Linked DNA regions of Homo sapiens: region 2 is linked to region 1. A link is a contact called in ENCODE Hi-C data. All regions are on one chromosome and are shown on one strand. The core of a region is the stretch at or near the end of the contact, and the rest is flanking DNA. Distances in the headings are between cores, read along the strand shown.

Evidence for each region. Hi-C counts contacts between places; a loop is a spot of excess contacts on that map. Pooled maps may share reads with other maps.
Region 2: a loop to region 1 is called in a map of endothelial cell of umbilical vein, with 8 times the contacts of the local background. The contact joins two enhancer-like sites. A Hi-C loop is called at or near these places in 6 of 168 maps with a recorded cell type or tissue (aorta, ascending aorta, chondrocyte and 3 more) and 8 of 50 pooled maps.

What each region holds. Positions count from the first base shown.
Region 1 is chr10:63,710,681-63,714,683 of GRCh38, reverse strand. No RefSeq gene overlaps it. Among named protein-coding and RNA genes, the nearest start is that of REEP3, 190 kb to the right of the region's middle. RefSeq lists an enhancer at 730-1,408. Within about 2 kb of position 2,288, at least 33 of the 41 ENCODE cell types and tissues checked have a DNase peak (open chromatin) inside an H3K27ac peak, as active enhancers do; they include ascending aorta, endothelial cell of umbilical vein, heart right ventricle and 1 more, where a contact is called at or near this core.
Region 2 is chr10:63,797,360-63,801,362 of GRCh38, reverse strand. No RefSeq gene overlaps it. Among named protein-coding and RNA genes, the nearest start is that of REEP3, 280 kb to the right of the region's middle. Within about 2 kb of position 1,947, at least 14 of the 41 ENCODE cell types and tissues checked have a DNase peak (open chromatin) inside an H3K27ac peak, as active enhancers do; they include ascending aorta, endothelial cell of umbilical vein, heart right ventricle and 1 more, where a contact is called at or near this core.

The sequences.
Region 1 (4,003 bases), core at 1,039-3,538:
CTGAGACAGAGAAGACCTTATCTTCTTAAGGTCCACGAAGACCTGGCAAACTAATCTTCAAGATGAATTCAGCCCACAGATCTATTTATCTATTTTGTGAAGCACACAGAGTTTTTCTTAATTCATTGCCAATATTTAAAAGTTTAGCACTTTCACACTATAAAAAAGAACTGGGCCAGGCACGGTGGCTCATGCCTGTAATCCCAGCACTCTGGGAAGCTGAGGTGGGTGGATCACTTGAGGTCGGGATTTCGAGACCAGCCTGGCTAACATGGTGAAACCCCATCTCTACTAAAAATGCAAAAAAGTAGCCAGGCATGGTGGCGCATGCCTATAATACCAGTTACTTGGGAGACTGAGGCAGGAGAATAGCTTGAACCCAGGAGGCGGAGGTTGCAGTGAGCCGAGATCGCACCAGTGCACTCTAGCCTGGGAGAAAGAGTGAGACTCCATCTCAAAAAAAAAAAAAAAAAAAAAAAAACACCACACGAAGAACTGGCTGTCCCAGTGACCCACATTCCCAGTGGCAACAACTGACTTGAGTCAACTTGGGTAGAGGATGCCCCTTTTTGGGAAGACTCTTTCTCTTCAGTTTGCCACAATCCCCACCATTCTCTTATACTCCCTAAAACTGAGATACAAAGTCAGTTGCCACTTACCATGTTTTACTGGGCCTCCCTCCCTTATAACGTGACTGCTTGGCCCGTGAGGTGTATGGGAAAACAGGCCAGGTCCTTCCAGTCACCCCAGGAACAGTGAGGATGCATTACTCATAGATGAGGCTTAGGGTATTTGCTGGAAAAGCATGCATCTGAGTTTGGAGATAACTTGGAAGGTTAAATACGGAAAAGACTTTCAAAGATCATCTCATTCAAACTCTTCATTGTAGAAGAGGAAACTGAGGTCCCAGAGGCTGAGTGACTTGTATCACATCACACAGTGAATTTACAGAAAATCCCAGCTTAAAGCCCAAGTCTCTTAACTGCTGGCTCCTATCACTGTAATAACAGAAATGGGAAAAAGAAACAACTAGAGAGAAAGGAAGGAGAGTGGGGACACAATCTCCCTTCCCCCTCTCCCAGGCTGTGGCAGGCAGCCAACTGGAGCTTTCTGCATATTTAATTTAAATCTTTGTCTGCCCTGGCAAGGACAAAGTACAATCTGTTTTATGTAAAAAGTCTTCCCTGAGGAAAGCCTCGGCCTCCAGCTGCGAAACTGATTGATGTTCTTCAAGTCCCCAGGAAGCTCTGCTGGGATCCGAGGTTGCGGTTTCCAAAAAAAGAGTCTGTGAAAAGGAAGCACTGAAAACAACAACAACAAAATTTCCTTTATTGTGTTTCTCTCAACCTGGGAGAATTAGACTAAAACAAGGAGGGGGGTGTTGGGACATGCAAATACAGACTGTATTTTAAAAGCAGATTTCAGAGTCCCAGATGGGAGGGGTTTGGGATGGCAAGCTGCTGCCAGAGGGAGACTGGAGTCTTGTCTAGAAGCTTTATTTGCATAGCAAGCACTTTGCTTTTACTTAGATTGCCTGTTCCAATCAATAAAGCTACTAAAATGTTCTGAAGATGCTTTATCCACACTTGAGGAAAGACTGAAAGCATCAATATCCAATAGTGTCACTAGTGATGTTTTATTTGGAATGTTTGGGAAATGTTCTAATAGAGATTAAAATCCATCTTATTTTGTGGGTTTCCTGATACTGTATTTTGGAGAACCAGATCTGGGGTGGCATTTCTTGCAAAACCAAAGCCAGTTTTGAAATCCAGTCTCAGAGTCATCTCTGAATGTTTCTGGATTGTTACAGCCAGGGCATCTCCTGCCAGATTTCTGCTCCATCCCATATGACATCTACTTTAACCTGAGGCCTTATGCACAGATAGCAACACTGAAGTGCCCCCAGAAGACCCAAAGAGGGCAAGACCACTACAAAAGTTTTGAGGATGATGGAAGTTTCACCCCGGAGGACTGGTTTTTCCCACTGGTCCCTGGCCCTGCCTGGGGCAGCCCGTGTATCAGGCTGGAAGGAGGGCATGGGTGACAGTGCAAGGTTCTGCCTTCACCTTCTGGCTCAGCAGCCAAACTTCAGTGTGAAGCCAGAACAAAGCTATTGCCAGGTCAGGGCTAAGGAGCTCGAGCCTGTCTTGGGGTGGAGCCAGGACCCAGAAACCACTGCCATGAGCCACCAGCTGGCTCTGATCCCAGGAACATGTGCAGCTGCTGCACAGGCCAGACTAGTCCTGAAGACTGTCACTGTGCCAGCCCCTCCATTAGGCCTCCCGGTCTCTGCTCTCATCAGGCTCACACCCAATGCCCCGTGTGTACTTTGGCATCTGCCTGCCTTTAGATGTCCTGGGATGACTGAATAAACCTTCAGAAAAGCCATGTGACCTGCTGATTCTTATCTTTCTGGACATCACACCTTTGTTCTAAAACTCCTTAGAGGTCAAAGTGTATAGATCCAAATCTCTGAAGTTCCTTGGTATGATGAAAATGAAGGAATAAACAATTTCCCTTAACTCTGTGTGGTCTAATTTAAGGGCCTTTCATTAGTACTCACAGGAAAAACACAGGCACCATGGCAGCGGAAACAGAAATCCCTCCCCACATGCCCTGATGGTGGGGGCAAAACCCATGAATGGCCACATTCACAGCTGTTTCTAGAAGTGCTTCCTGGTATCGTGGGCATTAAGCTTCAGTAATAAAGTTAACAGCAATACAGTCATACTGGAAAAAGGTCAAAAGGAGGAAAACCTTTATTTAAAATATTATGCTGTTCTTTTTACAAACTAGGTCATCTTCTGTATCAGTAGCTATTCCTCAAGGCATTCGGTCCCACTGACCCTTTAAGAACTTATTTTAAAAAATCGGGCTGCTTCTTACCCCAATTTTGTTTCTTCCCAAATGTGTTAGGCACTCTCCAACCTGGATACAAATTCCAGCATTTTGACAAGGTGTACCTAGTCCTCTTCAGATTCTCTTATCACCAGGGAAAGGCCTGTACAACTGCTCAGTAAGCCTTGGCCGTAAGGTATGCTCCCTAATACAGAATAAAGGGCAGGATGCCACAGTGCGGCCAGCAGGCTCAGTCCCATGGAGAGCAGCCCAGTACGGCTTAAGCTGTAAAGACAAGTAAGACAAGGTCTCTGTGCTCAGGAAACTGGTAATCTAGGGGAGGCCGTGGATGTGTTGCTTAACAAGGTGATAAGTGCATGCTAGCAGTGTGAACCAAGTGCCATGGGAACTCTGAGGAAGCAATGATTAATTATGCAGGGTATGGGGATTAAAGATCTGGGAATGTTTTCCAGAGAGAGAAACAGTGGAGCTGAAACAGATGATGAGCAGGCTTTGATCATGACAAAATTTGGGGGACAGAGTGCTCAGCAAGATACATTCCAGGAAGACGCATGGTGCAAAAGTCTTCCAGACACTGAAAGCTTTTGTTACATGAAATGCTTGGAGCACAGCAGGTCATCCAGGACAGTTGGAGTTTACAGTATAAGGTGGAGGGTGACACGGAAAGACCAAATAGTTGGGTTGGGCCAGATGGTGACTCTCGGACAACCAACTCCTTGGACTTTACCCTGAAGGCAGTGGTGAAGCAGATGAAGGATTTTAAGCAACTGGCTGGGTCAAGGGTTTAGTTTGGTGTATGACAAGCAAAGTTGTCTAAAAGGGACTCTGGGAGGTCACTTGGGGTGGCTTGGACAAGCCAAGTGGAACAGGGGCTTCCCCCCTTCTCCCAGTGGGGTGGGCTGCCCTAAATTTAGCTTCCCACAGAACTGGCAGTTTCTTTCCCACCCTACTCATATGAGCTACCACTCTCCACAGTCCTCAAATCTCCAGAACTGGAAAGCTGGCTTTCCCAGACAACTTCTCAGAACATCTAACACATAACTCAGACTGCCTGGTGCCCCAGTACCTATTTCCATCCCCACTGATAAGTTGTTCTGATCCTCTCTCCACATGGAAAGCAATAAGGAGGTAGAGTCCTTCCCCT
Region 2 (4,003 bases), core at 698-3,197, 87 kb before region 1:
TTTGGCCACTAAAAGTCCACAGAGGGAAAGCTTACTTATAATGTTAAGTGGAAAATGCAAGGCACAAAACTGGATCAACAGCACGATCCCAACTATATAAACAATATGTTGAAAAAAATTGAAAAGAAATGTGCCAAAATGATAACAGTGCGTGTTTCTGAATAAGCGTTTCTTCTGGCTGTATTCACAGTTTCCAAATCTTTAATAACAATCTTGTATTAATTTAATAGTTGGAAAAGCTCAACTTTAAAAAATCCATGGAAACCTTGATTATAGAGAAACTCACTAAAAAGCCACATTGACCAGGCAGCAAATGCCAAGGTTATTGCAAGGGGATGTTTTCTACCTCAGAGAGGAAAATTGAAAATTGAATTTGTTTTGCAAGATTTTGGTTTGGGAAACTTCAGCTGTGGAATCTGAAACCCTGTTTAAAAGATAAGCAGACAGAATAAGTGGGCTTTAAGCTATTGCAACAGTTAATTTCTAGCAATGATGATGCCATTTTATATTGGTGAAAATCTTCAGAGTTTATAAAGAGCTTGTCACAGCATAATGATTCTTGGTTTGAGACCCAGAAAACCTCAGTATGAATCTGGTCTCCACCTGTAGTAGGCTACAATGAATGGAAAGGCATTTTATAAACTGGAAAATGCTCTAAAAATGTCATTGTACGGGATATTATGATACAGGCAGTACATCACAGAGGTTTGATTTTCTTTTACAAATGAGAAAAAAACGGCACACAAAAACTACCGTGATTGTAGCATTAATTGTAGTAGGAAAAAACTTGAAACAACGTAAATATCCATCAGGAGAATGAGCAAGTAAGTTCTGAAAATGAAATGAATTAGAGCTATACAGATCAACAAGTATGAACCTCACAAACCTAATTCTGAAGCAAAAAAAATGCAGCTTTGGAACAATATATAGAGCATGTTATCATATTTAAAAACATCCAAACAGTATTCTTTATATCATTTTTAGTAAAAGTATAAAGACATCCATGGGAATGTAGGTACCAATACAGGACACAGGACTGTGCTTACCTGCCAGGGAAAGAGAAATGCAATCAGGGCTTTATGTTTTCTTAATTATGCTGAGAGTTGAATTATGCTGAGAGTTGAGAGTTACAGTGGTGTCCACTGTATCATCCTCTAAAAGTGAAATATTTCATCATTATTATTGACTGCTCACTATGTTTCTAGCATTATGCATTTTTCCATACTTTGTCACATTTAGTTCTCACCAAAGTCCTATAAGGAAGACCTTGCTATCCCATTTTCACAAGTGAGGATGCCAGCTCAGTCCTCTTCAATCACATGCCCAGGGTCACTCAGCTAGCACGTGGCAGTGGAAGGCCTAGGATTTCTTTCCATCTCATATCACTGCCTTCAAGGATCTTAAATAAAAATTCAGTAGCCCAGGAACTAGGCTTGGGAAGAGGTATCGGAATAGATTGCAACCCTTCTATAGTATGCATCCAACTCTGACTTTCCCTCCCTGAGCATTCTACGTGTTGGAAATACCACCTTAGAAGGAACACTGCATGTTCTCACTTATAAGTGGGAGCTGAATAATGAGAACACATGGACACATAGCAGGAAACAACACATATGCTGAGGTCTGTCAGAGGGGGAAGCGGGGGAGAGCATCAGGAAGAACAGCTAATGGTTGCTGGATGACGGGCTTACTAGGTGATGGGATGATCTGTGCAGCAAACCACAACGGCACACGTTTACCTATGTAATAAACCTGCACATCCTGTACATTTCCCCCTGAACTTAAAATAAAAGTTGAAGAAGAAACAAACAAACAAAAAAGGAGCTGCGGCTGTTTTTCCCAGTGAATGAACTTTTATCTTCTCAACAAAGAAGATACGACACAGCTACCTCTTTTACATTTAAGTTCCCATCACGTCAGGCAGCCTCCAGCCCCACCCCCGGAAGGAACACACAGTACTGCTGGATCTCTCTCCAGGAAGTAAATGTTTTCACAGGATGGTCATAGCTTTCCCACTCTCAGTCAAGGCTTTTTTCACACTGCTCGCTGTCTGTGGTTTTATTATTTATTTTCGTTTGAATGGGAGGAATGAATAATTGGCACTGAGTGGGAAATACATAGACTGTGTGACATAAATCCTGACTTGAGTCCAGTTCCATGGTCTCAGCCTGGACTTTGTTGTACTTCCAAGAACAACAGAGTTTAGGGGACTGTTATTACAAAGACGAACTTTCTGAGAGTTTACAAAATTCTTATTTTTCCCTATCAGTGGATTCACCACTTGAGGCCAGCAACAGCCTGCCACTTGTAAGACCGAGAAAGTTGAGTCTGTATTTTACCGTTGCTATATATTACAGCCTAGAGGGGATAGGATATAAAGGACCCTGTCCTGGGAACCAGGAGACCTGGCTTCTACTTCTAGATATTTCTTCTACCCACTTCTGCCTCAGTTTTTTTTTATTACTGAAACAACAAGGCTAGGCTCAATGAACTTCCAAGCTCCTTCCAGCACAACATCTATGGCTCCATAGATGCCATGTTGAAAGGACGCCTATCACATTACAACCCAGAGATCCTGTAACAATGCTCTTGGCTTTCTCCCCTGTGGTTATATAATTGTGAAGACAGTGGCCTGAAGATAAATAAGTTAGCCCAGGCATCTCTGAGCATCAAGGTCTTTGGGATTATTGTTATGTGCCAGGTACTAAGCTGAGTCCATCTTCTGAAACACAGAAAATGGTCAACATGGATTAGGTCAGTGCAGAGAGGTGGCATGAGATACACACTGAATGCTAGACAAGGTGAGTGGGACAGGCTTCTCATTTAAGTGGCCCTTGGAGGACAAAATTCAAAGCAGGAAGAAGTGGAGATGAGGCTGTGGTTACTAGATTAGAAATGTGGTCAAGACAGAATAATCCATGCCTTAAAAAACACTCAGAGAGAGGGACTCCAAACCCTGTTGGAGTCCAAGGACTTTTATTTCACAATGGTAAACTGATCCAGTAAACTCAGCCCTCCCTAAAATATTTTTTGACTCCCAAGGGTGTCTCACACTTGTCATGCCTGCCTTGTGCCTCATAGAACAAAGAGCCATCCTGTCACAAAAAATTATGCAGCACTATCGTTTCTTGAGCACCTGTGGGGTGACAGTACTATTTTTCTAATCTCCCCAACATTTCCACCTTTCTTCAAGATAGATTTTACAGACATCAAGGCTGAAGCAGGAGACTCGCTTGAACCTCGGAGCCAGAGGTTGCAGTGAGCTGAGATCGCGCCACTGCACTCCAGCCTGGGCGACAGAGTGGACTCCTTAAAAAAAAAAAAAGTTTTACAGACATCATTTTACAAAAGAGGAAACTGAGCCTCAAAGAATAAGTAAATCTTCATCTCCTCCACCCTGGTCTCTGTGGCTCAGCTCAAAATGATCTCTCCACCCTGTCTCTGGTCTAGCTCTTTGAAAACAAGGTTGGGATGTCACTCCGTCTGTGCAGCCCCCTTAACCCCTGTAGGAAATTAATCATTTTGTCATCTGTGGTCCCACATCACTTCTAGACCTCTCTTATATCTTTATGTTCCAAACTCTTACTCTTGACCAAATCATTTATCCAAGTCACTAAATAAACCTTTTAATACAACCCAAAATAAACATCCATTTTCAGATATTGACTGTACTATTCTACTGTAGGAAGAAAAAACATATACATAAAAAGGAAATATTAAAAAGATATCACAAGCAATATGTTTCAAATAAACTTTCTTTTATTTAATAGTGGCAAAATTGTTTTCTACTAGTAACTTAATTTAAATTAGTGATTATTTAAAAATACAGTAATGTCTCATGGAGCAATGCTCTGAGAAATGTGTCATTAGGCAATTCAAATATTGTACAAACATCCTAGAGTATACTTATACAAACCTCAATGATAGAGCCTACTGCACACCTAGGCTACATGGTATAGTATTCTATGGCTCCAAGACTATAAACCTATACAGCATGCTAGTG